Linked DNA regions of Mus musculus: region 2 is linked to region 1. The links are chromatin loops, found by intact Hi-C in ENCODE. Cell type or tissue: left cerebral cortex. All regions are shown on one strand.

Region 1 (8,000 bases):
CTGACGTTTCCAAACGTGTGCTGCAGTATCATGTGTGTGAGCACACACACACTAGCACTAATAAAAAAGAGGAAGCAATGACACAAAGGAAATTGCCACAGGGTTGATGCGCCATAGGCCGGACAGTGGTGGCACACGCCTTTAATCCCAGTACTTGGGAGGCAGAGGCAGAGGCAGGCGGATTTCTGAGTTTGAAGCCAGCATGGTCTACAAGAGTGAGTTCCAGGACAGCCAGGGCTACAAACCCTGTCTCGAAAAACCAAAAAACAAAACAAAGCAAAACAAGATGCGCCATAGCTCTATGATAAGTGTTAAATGTTTGAGGCTGTCTGAGAACTGCTCAGACAGGCAGGGACTGCCTGCTTGGTTCACTGCTGTACTCAGTATACCAAGGACAGCATTCAAGAGGACATGGTGCTTTGTGCTTGCTGCATTTATGAATGACTACACCAGGGCTCACGAGCCACCAGGAATACAGTGACCATCTCAAGACAGTAAGACGACAGACTAAAATGTCAAATTTCCCAACAAGATGTAAGGTTGCAAAACAAACTGAAGGAGATGCAAACGTGAGGCAACTTGTGCTTCTATTATGATGGGACCTAGCAGTGCCACACACTTTAGTTTTCTTGTCCCATGGTTATTATTTTTAAATGTTTTCTTTTCTTTTACATTCTATGTCCATTGGTGTTTTGCCTGCATGTGTGTCTGTGTGAGGGTGCTGGGTCTCTTGAAACGGACAGCTGTGAGCTGCCATGTGGTTGCTGATAATTGTACCCAGATCCTCTGGAAGAGCAGCCAGTGTTCCTAACTGCTGAGCCATCTCTCCAGATCAGTTGTCCCATGATCATTAAGACATTTACTCTGCAGTTTTTATTTATTTGCATGGCACATATGTATAGTTTGGAAGTCAGTATTTCCTTCACTAGCTCTCCAGCTAATTTTCTGGGACAGATTATTTTATCAATATGGCCACACCAGGATTACACCTGGCTTTTATAGGTAAACACCTGAACTCAGGTCCTCACGGTCCCATGACAAGCATATTACTGATGGAGCCATTTTCCTAGTCTCTGCAGTTATTTTTTGTTTATTTTATGCATATTTTACTTGCATGCATGTACACCATGTGTGTCTGTGGTAACTGTAGACTGCAGAGGTTAGAAGAGGGTGTCAGGCTCTTTTTCCTCTCTCTTTCTTCTCTCCCCCCTCTTTCTCTCTTTTTCTTCTTCTCTGTCCTTCTACCTGCTTCGCCACCCCTCTATCTCTGCACAATAAACCCCTCCCATTAAAAAAAAAAAAAAAAGGAAAGAAAAAGAAAAAGAAAAGGGTGTCAGATACCTAGGAACTGGAGATGGTTGTGAGCCACCAAACAGGTTCAAGAACAAATGTTCTAACCTGCTGAGCCATCTTTTCAGTCCCTGTACAGTTATTTTATTTTTTGAAGGCCTACGATATTCCACAAAGTGTCCATGATGATGAATGGGGGAACAAGATAAATCATCAGCAAGGACCCTGGGGTACTGGCATGAGCCAATGGCTTCAGGTCCTTGTGTCCTGGGCCTGTTCCAGGGGGTCAGAGAAGCATGATCTCTGGCTGCCTCCGGTCCAGGTGTACTGTACCTGTTTGCTTTTGTCTCCTGAAGGCTCTCCTAAGGCTCCACGCTTTTACCCATGGCTAAGGAGACAAACGGAAGCCTTACAGAGAAAGGGTTCAAACCAGAGTTCAGAAACAGTTATCTGTACATAGCTGGGGACAAGGTCATTCATTCTTAGTATAGGTAGTAGAGACCAGCCCTGGCTCCAGGAAATCCTGTCTCCAAACAAATAGCCCTTCCTCCCCCCATGTATCTAAGCACTATAAAAGGGCCACATAGTTTATAATTCAAGAGGTACCAGGGAGATAGTAAAGGAGGATTTCTCTCAGAAGTGATTCTTTGTAGAACAAGCCTGAATGCAAGGGGGAGGAGGTGAGAAAAGTGTGCCTGCTGTGCTGGGCCTAAGAGTTTAACTGACTACTGAGGAATTAGAAGAGCAGGTGAGGACACCACAGCGTCTGACAGGACTGTGGCCTTCAGGGGAAGCAGCAGTAAGATGAGATTTGCTTTAGGAAAATGACCTGGGCCATTTGTGGAGGGCAGTTTAAAGAGGCACAATGGAAGCCCTGGATGAAAGCCTTTAACCCCAGCACTCAGGAGATAGAGGAAGGCGAATCTCTGAGAGTTTGAGACCAGCTTGAGAACAGCCAGGGCTATAACACAAGAGAAATCCTGTATCAAAAACCAAAACCAACCAACCAAACAAACCAGGCAGTGATGGCTCACAACTTTAATCCTAGCACTTCGCAGGCTATCTCTCTGAGTTCGAGGTCAGCCTGGTCTACAGAGTGAGTTCTTGGACAGCCAGGGCTACACAGTAAGACCCTGTCTGCGGGGTGGGGGTAGGGACCGAAACAAACAAAAGGCACAAGGGAGTTAAGGGAATGGATGGGCCAGACAAATAGGTAAAATAAAGGAACTTCCAGTTAAGACAGAGTAATTCAAGTTATTGAGAAGGCAGGACAGAGGGACAATGTGTGCATGTGATGAAGAGTCAGGGCAATGTGGTGAGAAATGGAAGAAGCAGCAGGAGAGAACAGGTGTTTGGAGGGGAGAGTGGAGTAAACTGAATTTCTGGGGCAATCCTTAACAGAAATGTTATGGGGGAGAGGGGGTCCGGGTGGGAAGCTAGCTGCCAAGGTGGCTCAGTGGGCAACAAATAGCTTGCTTGGTAAGCCTCACTACCTGAGTTTCACCTCTGGATTCCACGGTGGAAACAGGTAACTTTTGGAACTCAACTTCCTCATGAGTGTGCCTATAAGCACACACATACATACATACACACACACACACACACACACACACACACACACACACACACAAATGGTTAAGAAAAAAACCTAGTCTTTACACCTTTATCAGATTTCTCTTCCTTTCTGGGAGACAAGGTCTTGCTTGCTCTGTGGCCCTGGCTGTCCTCTGCCTTCCAATGCTGGAATGAATGGTATGTGCTCTCACCTGTGGCAGATTTCAATCAAAAACCATTTAAAAAAATTTAATTGAGGTCTATGAGATTTGCTTGCTTCTATGTATGCACACCACGTGCATGCCCGATGTTAGCAGAGGTGAGAGGAGGTGACTCCTTTCCAGGAAAGGGTTGAGCTGCCACGTGGGTTCTGAGACTTGAACCGCTGAGCAATCTCTCCGCGCCCCCCCCCCCCCCGCCTTCAAATTTAAGTAGATTTAGCAACATGTAACTCAAACTTCAGCCAACTGGCTGCAACCTGAAACCCCCACAGTAGGCTGCAGTCTAGACTTTACGCATTCACTCAAGGAGTTACAGAACCTATTCTGGATCACTTAAATAAATCCCTGCAATGCATTCCACGGCAGCTAAAACACAAACGAAAAAGCCAGTGATGTGGCCACACTGCCCCCAGGTTCAATTTTATTTCAACATGCCTTGCGCGCCAACTTAGATTTCTCTGGCTTGGGGCACACTTAGCTCTTTCTTGCGTCTGCCTGGCCAGCTTCCTCTTGTCAAAATCTCAGCAGAGCACAGGAGGCTCCTTTAGAGGGACTTTCTCCTGCACTTTTCCACACTACCGGTATACATTCCCGCATTCACCCATACTCCACTCCATCGCCACGAGGTCCTGCCACCACATTGCCAGAGTTCCTCTCAGGGCAACTAACGCACTCCAGCGTCTACAGACACTATCCAAGGGAGGCAAAGAGAAACACAAACGAGCCTCGGTGAACTGGGCCAGTGGTGAGCTTGGACTCAGGGCCAGGAGCTCCGCCACACAGCCCGTAGCACCCGCACCCGCGCCCAATGGCGCTACCCTCGCCGCACGAAGCGGCGCGGACCCAGGCCCGCACCTGTGTCGCTCTGCGTCCTGGCGCTGAGATACTGCCGCAGCTTCCTCACGGCGCGGTCGCGGACGCCCTTCTCACTGGAGGCCAGCCGCTGGGCGAACTGGAACTCGGAAGACTGCATGGCGAGAGCCATCGCACTCGCTTCAGCATCCCCAGGCTGCGCGCGTGCCGCTCGCCGCCAAGCGATCCGGACTGCGTCTGCGTATGGGCTGCGGCGCGCGGGTGATGGCGTCACCGGTGCGCCGCTCGCCGCGCGCCCAGGGAGCCCGCGTGGCCCCTGTGCGGGTAGACGCCGTAGCAACGCTGCTTGAAGTGCGTCCTGAGAGTGGCCCAGGTTCAGGGCGATTGACAGGGCGGTTAGTTGGAGGTCAGGTCTCCTCCAGCAGAACGCCTACGGCTGGTTTGATGCAGTTTTAGAGTCTAAGCACAGCTAACAAAGGTCTATCGGGGAAGCGGCGATCCTGCTACTACCTCCATTCACTCGGCGGGCTTCCCTGGACAGACTTGAGACCCAGGAGGAAGGCCGTCATCCAGGCAGCCCAAGGCTGACGACAGCACAGGGGCAGCCCCCACAACCAACCCCCCGCCCCGTTTCCGCCAAGATAGTGCCTTGAGTTTTGATGTAGCATTATAGAGGGGGTGGCCAACCTCCCAATGTCCTGGGACAAGTGCAAAGGTGGAGAGGAGACCCTTGCAGCTTTTTAGGGCAGGTGTGAGATTTGTAGAGGAGCGAGAACAACCCATCCCTGCAGCATCAGGGGCACTTACAGAGGTGTGGTGTAGTGAGCAATCCTTTTTTGCAGGGTCCTAGGATAGATCTAGGGGTGTGTAGTGGCAAGACAGCAAGCCTTCCGCCGCATCTTGAGACAGGTGCAGGCTTGTTGAATGGGGAATCAGCAAATCCACACACACGACGTCTGGGTGAGATGCAGGGATGTCTATTGTAGAGGGAAATTTTGAGGATCTAACTTGACTCTGTAAGTCCTGCATTCAAAACACACAGTTCTAAGCAGTGGGTAGTGAGATTTTCAAACACCAGGACCAAAAATGCAAGCTGGGGAGCAAATGTTTTTTTGTTGTTGTTGTCGTTGTTTGTTTGTTTTGACTCACATTCCATATTACTGTTCGCCATGGAAGGAAGCCAGGACCAGACCTCACCCAGGACAGGACCCTGGAGGCAGGAGCTGATGCAGAGGCCATGGAGGGTGCTCCTTACCGCCGTGCTCTTTGCAGTTTGCTCAGCCTGTTTTGTTTTTGTTTGTTTGTTTTTTTTTTCGAGACAGGGTTTCTCTGTATAACCCTGGCTGTCCTGGAACTCACTTTGTAGGCCAGGCTGACCTCGAACTCAGAAATCCGAACCCAGGACCACCAGTCCAGGGATGGCCCCGCCCATAATAGGTGGGGTCCTCCCCATCAGTCACTAAGACAATGCCTTACAGGCCTGCTACAATCTGATTTTATAGAGACATTTTCTTTACTGAGGTTCCCTCCTCCCATGACTTTAGCTCGTGTCAAGTTGACATAAACCAGCACAAGCGGGAACATACTAAACCAACATAAAAGAAGGCTTTTAACAATTGTGCAAACTTTAGGGACATCTAAAACTCTACGTTATCAAACATGAGAATTATTAGATTAGTATATTCTTCCAAGCTTTGGTGATTTAATTTTGATTTTTTTTTTTTTACCCCCATGTAGCCCAGCCTAGATTTTCCCATGCTATGTAGCAAGTTTGTCTTGAACTCCAGCTTCCGCCACCCAAGTGCTGGCACAGAAGCACTTGGGGCCAAGGGACGATGAGGTTTTCCCTGCGCGGTTTCTCACAGTGTATAGGTTTGGTTGTAGCATCTTCTCTCTAAACAGGGAAGGACGGATTCTGCTTGACTCTCAGGCCTCACTTTGCAGGTAACAAGTCTGAAACGCAACTGAAGTAGGAAAGCTACAGTAGAATCCAGGTCCATCTCATCCCTGGACCCAGAAAGCGAGAGTGAAGAGCAAATCGTCGAGATTTGAACCTTGTGGCTTTCCGTATCGTGGGGCATCTTAAGATTCCCGCGTTTTTGTGTGTGCGTGTTAGCGAGCTCTGCGCAGGCGCACGAAGCTGAGGCAGCGGCTATGGCCGCAACCGTGGGCGACGGGTCCGGTACTGAGGAGGCCTGCCGGGTCAGTGGGTGCCCTACATATGGGAGCTGCTGCTGATTACTCCCCTCAGGGCGGATCCAGTGCCTGAGGAGATGTCCCTGTAGCCCTGAGGGGACCTGGCCAGGAGCTGCGCGAGGGTGGGCCAGGGCCGGAGACAAGAGGCACAGTTCCAAATCATCTGCGGATGCCTCAGGTTAAAAAGTGGTAGCCCAGGCCTTAGGCCTTGAGGCTCCGGGGAGCCGGAGCTGAGAACTCACTTATCTGGGTTCTGCCCCTGATGCCCCTTCATGAGAGGGCCTGGTTAATGCCTACTTCCGGTAGGATGCCATTGTATGATGGTGTGAATGTTAGGGGTCAGCAAAAGCCAAATGCGGCCGCAGGGATCCCACCCGAGCGGTTCAGCCTGGGGCGCATTAACTTGCAGGCATTTTCTTTTGGCTTTTAGGAATATGAGTTCGGTTTTTCCCCTTACGTATTTCCATTCCCTCCTCCACCATATTTGTTCTTACTGAATCAGTCTTGACATGTTGCTCAGGCTGGCCTCCAACGCTTGGGCAAAGCCATATTTCACCCTCAGTCTCTTGAGAAGCTAGGACTGTGGGTGTGAATCATCACCCTTGTCCCCGTCATCATGGCCCTCTGTATATAAAGCCCATGTGTACACACACATCTATATCCATATATGTGTAACAGGAGGGACATTAGGTGCCAAGAGTGGTGGAAGAGACTGTAACCCAGCACTATGGAGGCAGAGGCCTACACACTGCTTAGTCTACATAGTTCCAGAACAACCAAAGCTACGCAGTGAGACCCTCTCAAAAACCAAATAAAAACCTTAACACACACACACACACACACACACACACACACAGGTACGTATGTAAACACATTTGTGAGGCAATTATGAATGTAAGAGGCATGAAAGAAAAACACATTTGTGAGGCAATTATGAATGTAAGAGGCATGAAAGAAAAGGGAGCAAGTCGATTTGGGATGCTAGTTCTAGTCATCTGAAGAGAAATACTACAATGCTAAGATCTACTTGTTCTTTTAGAACATGGAATCTAAAGAAGAATTTGTTAAAGTCAGAAAGAAGGACCTGGAACGGCTGACGACGGAAGTGATGCAAATACGGGACTTCTTACCCAGAATACTAAATGGGGAGTTACTGGAAAGTTTCCAGAAATTAAAGATGGTAGAAAAAAGTGAGTCTTACCTCATGCATGCCACTTGTCTTTGGGTGGGCAGGGGAGTTGAGCGAAGTTCAGGATTGCTAGGACTTGTCTATCCAGATGTTTGACATTTGAGCAACATACCAGATATGAGTCTGGAACCCTGTTAAATTTTTTGGGAGGTATTTGGAGCTTTTGTCAGCACTTTACCAATTGGGACTGGATTGCAATGACATCAGCTTTTGGTGGGTAAGGCTAATTTTTCAAGTTACATCTGACTGCCAGCTCTCATAGTGTGGCTTTATAGTGTACACCTTAAAAACCCAAGTAATGGTTAGAGCTGTAAGTCCAAATAAGGAAGTATCTTTTTTTCCCCCATTTATTTATTTATTTATTTATCCACTTTATATCCTGATTGCAGCCCCTCCCCCATACCAGTGTGTGTGTCATGTCATCCTGAAAGTGTTGTCTTCTACCCCTCTCCCCTCCCCCACCAAGAAAGTATCTTGACTCAAAAATATAGGTATCTGAGCCAGACTTGATGGTGCATGCCTGTAATCCAGTACTTAAGTGGTGGAGGTATAAGGATCAGGAGTTGAGGATCATTCACACCTACATACTGAGTTCAAGCCTAGCCTGAGATTCAAGAAACAAGCAGTATGGTGATCTACTTGGAAGCAGGCTGTGGGGTAGGGGTGGTGTAGGGGGTAGGGTGGGGGTTGGGGGCTAGATTGCCTAAATAGCAAGCTAGAAGGGATCAGAATATGGG
Region 2 (8,000 bases), 250 kb before region 1:
AGTTGGTGCTCTTAACCACTGAGCCATCTCTCCAGCCCTAGGCATACACTATTATGGCAGACTACTTTTTAATTTCAAAAGGTATTACATATATCCACTTGTGTGTAAATTACACAAGCTTGTGGAGGTCAGGGCCAACTTTCAGGAGTTATTTTCCCCTCCCTTTCAGCGTGTGAACCCCCCCCCCCCCCCCCCATCTCTGCATAGCCCTGGCTGTCCTGGAACTCACTCTGTAGACCAGGCTGGCGAACTCCACCACTGCCCGACCTTTTTTTTTTTTTTTTTCTTTCTGAGCACCTTTTGGAAATAACATGCAAAATTAGAAGATATTTAAAAGTTTCATGGCCGGGTGTGGTGGCGCACACCTTTAATCCCAGAATTTGGGAGGCAGAGGCCAGCCTGGTCTACAGAATGAGTTCCAGGACAGCCAGGGCTATACAGAGAAACCGTGTGTGTGTGTGTGTGTGTGTGTGTGTGTGTGTGTGTGTGTATGTTGGGGGGTGGGGTGGGGGGGGGGGAGTTTCATGATCTGTAGCCCAAAGTTAGACGCTTTAACAAATGTTACAATTTCTTCACTTCTTATAACTAATTACATCTCATAATTATCATAGTCAAAGGTAAAATTTTTACTTGGCTTAGAATATACCAATATAACCAATTAACCTTTGGTTAATCACAACTAAAACACAATAGTAGGGAATACTTTTATTCTTTCTTGTTTTTTTTTTTTTTTTAAAATATTTATTTATAAGGTCAGAGGGCCAGTCCCAGGGATTGGACTCAGGTAGTCAGAAATGGCAGCAAGTGCCACTGGAGTCATCTCACCAGCCTGTTTGATTTTTTTTTTAAGATTTATTTATTTTTATTATATGTAAGTACACTATAGCTGTCCTCAGACACTCCAGAAGAGGGAGTCAGATCTCATTATAAATGGCTGTAAGCCACCATGTGGTTGCTGGGATTCGAATTCCGGACCTTCGGAAGAGCAGTCCGGTGCTCTTACCCACTGAGCCATCTCACCAGCACCTGTTTGATGTTTTGACAGTCTCACTAATACAGGGTGGTCTTCCTTTTAACCTATTATCCTTCTGCCTCAGCCTACCTTTTTCTTTTAGCCTTCTTAATTCTGGACACCTCTCTCTCTCTCTCTCTCTCTCTCTCTATATATATATATATATATATATATATATATGCATATATATATATATATATACATACATACATATACACACATACACACACACACACACATGGGGAACCTTAAAAATTCTAATTTTTTCTTTGGGGGTGGTAGTACATACCTTTTATCCCAGTACTTAAGAGGCAGAGAAAGACAGATTTCTGTGTTCAAGGCTATTCTAGTTTAAGTTTTAGGACAGTCAGGGCCATACAGAGAAATGCTGTCTTAAAAAATCTCAAAGATCTTCTGTATTCCAGGCTGGGATGTTTTGCAACCCCTCAAATGGTCACATACCTAGTTCAGAGTATGCTGGGAGCTGACTTACGTCTTCAAGAATTAAAGTTAATCTGGAGGACAAGAAAGAGAATGTTCTAGGCTTAGAGATCCGTACTGATCAATCTTCAGCTCCTCTACAGAGGCCAGCCAAGAAGACCTGGGTGTGGTGGTGAACACATGTAATCTCATTACTTGGAAGGCTGAGACAAGAAGGGTAAGAATTCTTAAGATCCTGCTCTGAAAAAAAAAATCCCCGCTGGCTCATTCTCTTATTTCATGATACATGAAATATTTTCCTTAAGTTGATTCCATAAATTGAGTGTAGTGAATATAGTGAAACGTGTCTGTATTTTCAGCAATTGTCAGTTCCCACTGACACACAACTAGCCATAGTCCTCTGGCCTTAATGTTCCTCTATCACCTGTCTGAGGGCTCTCTTCACCATCTGCTCTTTTGAGTCTGTCATCGGATTATTTAAATTTTTGGATTAAAAATCTTTTCTTGGGGTTGGAGATTTAGCTCAGTGGTAGAGCGCTTGCCTAGCAAGCGCAAGGCCCTGGGTTCGGTCCTCAGCTCTGGGGGAAAAAAAAAAATCTTTTCTTGTCGTTCTTGCATGTGAAGATCCCCACTCATCTGCAAGGTTCCTTCCCTGAGTCTGCGTGTCGGCTTCCTCCGAAAAGCTGTTTCCTTATGGATGGCCCTGAAGACTCTTCTTGTCTTCTCTTGATCTTCCCTCTTCTGTGTATCCCTCTGGGGTACACAGTCCTCAGAGACCCTCGATCGTGTTCCAAGGACTCCCGCCCTCCTCCCCCCAGTCGGGGGAGCCAGTCTCCTGTCCTCACCTCTACAACCGCCGCCGGCACTAACGAAGCTCTCCGGACCTGGGAGGACCAGCGGGACGCGCACGCCGGGCGGCGGCGATGACACGGGGCCGCGCGCGCAGCGTGCGTGGTGACATCAGTGCGCTGGCGGCGGCGGCAGGGCTGTTTGTTCTGCTCTCCCGCAGCCGAGGAACCGAAGCAGTGGCGGCGGCTGCGGCGGAGGCTGCCAGCAGTGCCCGCGGGCGAGCGGGGCCTGTGAGCGCAGCGGCGCGGCGGGCGCGGCGGACGGGCCCCGGCTTGGCGTCCCGGACAGCGTGCGGCGGCGTGCGGCCTAGCGTCTCAGGTGAGGGGACCGGTGTCCTTCGCGGCCGCGAGGCGGGCTGCCGGGGCCCCACGGCGCGGCCCGCGTAACCTGCATTGCGTAATGGGGCTGGTGCGCCACCACCTACGCCATCGGCGCGGGGGTGGGGAGGCCGCAGTTTCGTGGGCCCGGAGCCTGGTGCTTCTCGCGCCCTGCCGGGGCAGCCCGCGCCGTTGGGGCGGCGGCGGCCGAGTGGGCTCGCGGACTTTGTACCGGGGCAGTTGCGCCCGCCGCTGTCCCCCTTGGCGCGGGCGGCGGCAGGGAACGGGACCGGGACCGGGACCGGGGGCGCGGGCGCGCTGGGCGGCCGGGGGCGGGCGGGGGGCGGGCCAAGCTCCCGGCACTTCCTGCCGCCGCCATTTTGTCAAGTGAGGAGGAGGAGGAGGAGGAGGAGGAGGAAGCGACTGCCTCTGGATCTGCGGTGCGCGCCGGGCCGCGTAAGTCCGGGCCGGGGATGCTGACCGCGGGTACCGCCCGCTCTCTCTGGTTGCAGTTCCCCCTTGGGGCGGGTCGCTCTTGCGCGTCGTGCCCCGGCGCGCTCTCCTTCCGTCAGCTGGGTACTCCTGCCAGTGCTGGGATAGCGAGTTCCCGCTTCATAGTCTCACCTTTCCGGCTGTCCCCGGAGCTCTGCCTAGAAAGAGGTAGAAGATTTTGTTCACAGGGAGAGAGCTTCCATTGCACGCCTGCTCCAGGCTGGACCCAGGGGACAGGAAGGGTGACGAAGGACCAGGAGTCCCTCTCGACCCACCCACTCCCAACCTGGAAGCCTACTCTTTGGGTGCTTTGTTTTGATGGGTCTCTGCTTGCTGCCGTCCCTTGCAATGGCTTCTTACTTGCAGGAGTGTGTCGGTTTAGGGTGGGGATGTTGGAGAGTTGTGATTCAGCAAAATGACCCCCCCCCCCCTTACACACAAACACGGAAATAGCACTTAAACAAGAAGCCCCCAAGGCCGAGCTGGGTTGGAGATGGGAAATCCCACGTTAGTGTAGTGGACAGTGTGAATACTTTTGCTCAGGCCGGTGGGTGAGTCATGTGCCTCTGCTGATTGGCTGACCTCCCTGTTACTCAAGACAAGGGTTTTTTTGTTTGTTTTTTTAAAAGTGTTTTTAGCCTGCTTGTTTACTTGTTTATGCTTTTCGAAATCTGGTGAGATTATCTCCTGTGTGTGTATATATGTTGGATGCCAGTTGCAGCAGCCCTCTTGAGAATGTCTTTACTTATCATCAAAGGTGATATTAATAGCCCCTGGTTACTAAAATCCAACTCTCAGTGTACTTCTAAGCCAATGTGCTCTTCAGTGCTATAATAAAAAATTGGAAAATTTTTATGAATGGAGATGTCAACTTCCCTTGGAATTGGTAGAGCTTGGGTGTTGTAAAGAATGTCACCCACAGGGCTAGACAGATGGCTCAGCGGTTAAGAGCACTGATTGCTCTTCCAAAGGTCCTGAGTTCAAATCCCAGCAACCACATGGTGGCTCATAACCATCTGTAATGAGATCTGATGCCCTCTTCTGGGGTTTATGAAGACAGCTATAAATTAAAAAAAAAAAAAAGAAAAAAAAAGAATGTCACCCACAAAAATGCAAAGGAATTATGAATGTGTTTTCAATTTCAAGAAGTCTTCAGCTAGCCGGGCGTGGTGTCGAACGCCTTTAATCCCAGCACTCGGGAGGCAGAGGCAGGTGGATTTCTTAGTTCGAGGCAAGCCTAGTCTACAAAGTGAGTTCCAGGACTGCCAGGGTATACAGACAAACCCTGTTTAGAAGTCTTCAGCTGGGGCTCAGTTTTATGGGCTTTACAATAATTTACAAGAACATTATTTTATTCACTTTAATTTGGATGGAGAATGATCTTTCCATAGAGGGCATTTATAGGTAACCAACTCCTTCCTTCTCAAAGCTTCAACTAGGAAGGTTGGAAAAGGTAACACTGTCAAAGACTGAATTGAATTGATCAAATCTAGAAGGAAAAGCCCAGAATTATAAAATATATTGTTGCTGATTTGTACATCCTATCTTTGGTAGCCAATAAAGTATTTAAGGACTCAAGGTAAAGTAAGTCTTTTTAAGTGGTATTAGTTGGTCTTAACTGGAAATAAACCTCTTTTTATCTTGTTAGCATTCTGCACATGCAAATTGCTAAAGATAAGGGATTTTGCTTATTGATGAAAGCTAGGATACAAAAGTGACTGGGACATTTTGGATGTTCTGAATGCCCGTGTGTTTCATTTGGAGGGCTGCAAGAGGGAACTTTTATCTAAGGATTGCTGGAGAACCTTAGACCACTTAGTAAAATTTCCACTAAATTATTGAATTATTTAAAGGAATTTAGACTTTGTCTCCAGAGTTAATCTTTTTTGAGCCAGTTTTGTGATCTTTGTACCAAATTACACTTTCACTTTTGGAGAGATACAGAAGGCGGCAGTATTTTCAAGTTACACAATTCAGGCTGTTGAATGACTTGAGAGTTAGAGATTCTATAGAGTGGAGAGTATGTTTATTAATATTTGTGCACACATGCATTCTCCCCTGGAGAGCAGAAGAGGGCCTCGGGTCCTCATGAACTAGAGTTATAGAAGGTTGTGAGGAGCCGTGAGAATGCTGGGACCAGAGCCTGAGGCCTCAGCAAGAGTGGCAGTTACAGACTTGCCTTCTCTAGGCACTGGAGGCAGGGTTTTGATACAGGGTTGAGTCCAGGCTGTCCTCAAACTTGGCAGTTCTCCTGTCTCAGCCTCCTAAGTGCTGGGAGTCACAACAACCTGCTTGGGGTTGTTTTTAAAGAAAAGCCATTCTGGGCAGTCTATGTGGCTGTAAAGTGTTTGAATGTTTAGAGTTTGGGAAGATGGTACAGTGAATGGCCTGTAACTTCAGCTCTTGGGGGACTGACACTGCCTTCTGACTTCCTTCCACCCATGCATGCACAGCGTGCGCACACACACACACACACACACACTCTCACACACACACTCACACACACACACACACACACACACAGTTAAAAATTGTAATGTCTAAGTTTGAAAGAACCTGTGAGATTAACTGAGGTTGGAAAGAAGAAGGGCGTGGTATCACACACAGCCCTGTAATCTCAGTACTCAACAAGCAGAGAGGCAGGAGGTTCTCCAGTTCTTGGATAGCTTGGGCCACCTACTGATTCTGTGTTCTAGAAGGAAAGTTTGTCATTGAAATTTACTAATGGAGCTGGGTGTGGTGCCACAGGCCTTTAATCCTAAGTACCCTGGAGGCAGAGCGCTTTTGAGGTTGAGGCCAGCATGGTCTACAGACCCTATCTTGAAAACCAACCATCCAAAACCCCCCTTGCTAATAGTATCTAATAAGTCTTGTGATTTTTATTGTTTTAGTAAGAAAACACCAGACATTTGCAAAGTGAGAATTGTGAGAAAATCCTTGCTGCTGCTATTTCACTTAATACATATGGTATGCACATGTAGCAGATTTTTAGGTACTTTCATTTTCTTATAATTCCACAAGAGAGGGTTTTGTTTGGCTTTTCTTTTCTTATTCTGTATTGTGTACTTGGTACCTAGAAGAGCATCTTAACGATTGAATAGGAATTTGCCATACATAATACTAAATGCAAGTTCATTAAAACAATACTGTGATTTATAAGACGTGTGAGTTTTAACTAAGAATACCACTGAAGTCTCTAGTAATTGTGGTAAGCTTACTGAGTGGTATACAGTTGCTTAAGTGTACTGCTTTGACTTCCCTATTTAGCAGTTTGCAATGTGGTCAGTAGGTGTAGGCTGTTTCAACCCTGACCTGCAGAAAATATTTTAAAAGGGAGAAGTGGGCAAATAAATAAATAAATGTGTATGGGCAGCATGTTTTTCTTTTCTTTTCTTTTCTTTTTTTTTTTCGAGACAGGGTTTCTCTGTATAGCCCTGGCTGTCCTGGAAACTCATTTTGTAGACCAGGCTGGCCTTGAACTCAGAAATCCGCCTGCCTCTGCTTCCCGAGTGCTGGGATTAAAGGCGTGAGCCAACACGCCTGGTTTATTCAGTCTTAATGGATAAAATGGTGGGCTTGAATAGTTTTTACTTTTGGGAAAGATAGAATAGTGCTGCCTATAATAACTCCTTCTGTATAAGGTCAAGAGTGGTGGCTCTGGGGATCAGTGACAGGATAGAGAGTTGGTGACCAGCCTCACCTATATTTTGAGGCCCTGTTTATCAGGAAAAAGGTTTGTGTATAAGTATTTATATGGACATGGATTAATTTTATGGGCCAGATATCTAGGAGTGATTTGATAGGCCAGATGGTAATTTTTTTAAAATCATTTTTGAAGATGTACAGAGACTATTTTGGTGGGTTTTTTCTTTTGATTTTGTTTTTCAGTGGAGTGGGTTGTTTGAGACTGACTGGGTCTCACATAGCCAACGTTGACCTTGAACGTTGGAATTACAAGTGTGCCCCACCATCATTTATACAGTGCTGGGGATCATATACTGGGCTTTGTGCATGTTAGGCAGGCACCTGTACCATCTGAGCTATGTTCCCCAGCCCTGCAGGGACCAACTGCATTGCCTTTCTAGTGCTTATGTCGTAGTGTCAAAACAAAGGAACATTTGATCTTTAGAAGTCCAAGTCATAGATCAGTTTGATACAAGTGTATAGGCGAAAGTCTGGAAGAAGTAGCCAAAGTTTAGGTAGTTCTGGTTGTCCTAGAGCTTTCCATTTAGACCAGACTGGCCTCAAGTCACGGATCTGCCTGCCTCTCCCCCCCCCCCTCCCCCCGACAGGGTTTCTCTGTATAGCCCTGGCTGTCCTGGAAACTCACTTTTTAGACCAGGCTGGCCTCAGAAATCCGCCTGCCTCTGCCTCCCCGAGTGCTGGGATTAAAGGCATGCGCCACCAGGCCCAACTGCCTGCCTCTTTTTTGAGTGTTGGGATTAAAGTTGAGTATCACTACTTCCAGCCCTAAATTTTATATTTTTAAAAAATTTATTTGGGCATATTGCGTGTCTGTCTACATGTGTGAAGTATGTATAGAGTATACTTTTTAAAATAAAAAAAAGACTTATTTTATGTGTATGTATGTTTTACCTGTATATGTCTGTGTACTGCATTCAGACCTGGAGTTAAATAAGGATGCTTGTGTGGGTACTGGGAGCCAAACCTGGGTTCTGTGTAAGATCAGCAAGTGCTCTTAACTGCTGAGCTGGTTTTCTTTCCTTGTACAGGTAAGGGTTTTGTTTTGTTTTGGCTTTTCTTTTTTCTTTGCTGTTCTTTTGGTTTTTCGAGACAGGGTTTCTCTATATAGGCCTGGCTGTCCTGGAACTGAGCTCCATAGATGAGACTGGCCTCACACAGAGAGCTTCTGCCTTTGCTGCCCAAGT

The links. Hi-C counts contacts between places; a loop is a spot of excess contacts. Peaks named below come from ENCODE experiments on the same cell type or tissue, not always from the same donor. Only the 100,000 strongest peaks of a DNase experiment are listed, where the experiment ranks them.
Region 2: a loop joins it to region 1, with 2.9 times the contacts of the local background. A loop is called at or near these places in 2 of 42 quality-filtered maps.

The regions. Positions count from the first base shown.
Region 1 is chr17:32,032,525-32,040,524 of GRCm38, reverse strand. Hsf2bp (heat shock transcription factor 2 binding protein) reads left to right here and starts at 6,017. Exons shown (of 8, transcript NM_028902.1): 1 at 6,017-6,080; 2 at 7,114-7,264. The coding sequence starts at 6,033. Rrp1b (ribosomal RNA processing 1 homolog B (S. cerevisiae)) reads right to left here and starts at 4,363. Exons shown (of 16, transcript NM_028244.2): 1 at 3,921-4,363. The coding sequence starts at 4,050. In left cerebral cortex, no CTCF peak of the experiment used is centred here; a DNase peak (open chromatin) is centred at 4,217; H3K4me3 peaks cover 1,756 bases; H3K27ac peaks cover 716 bases.
Region 2 is chr17:32,279,138-32,287,137 of GRCm38, reverse strand. Brd4 (bromodomain containing 4) reads left to right here and starts at 3,005. Exons shown (of 20, transcript NM_020508.4): 1 at 3,005-3,075. In left cerebral cortex, CTCF peaks have their summits at 903 (motif pointing right) and 4,141 (motif pointing left); DNase peaks (open chromatin) are centred at 2,388, 2,649, 3,130 and 3,608; H3K4me3 peaks cover 2,771 bases; H3K27ac peaks cover 1,823 bases.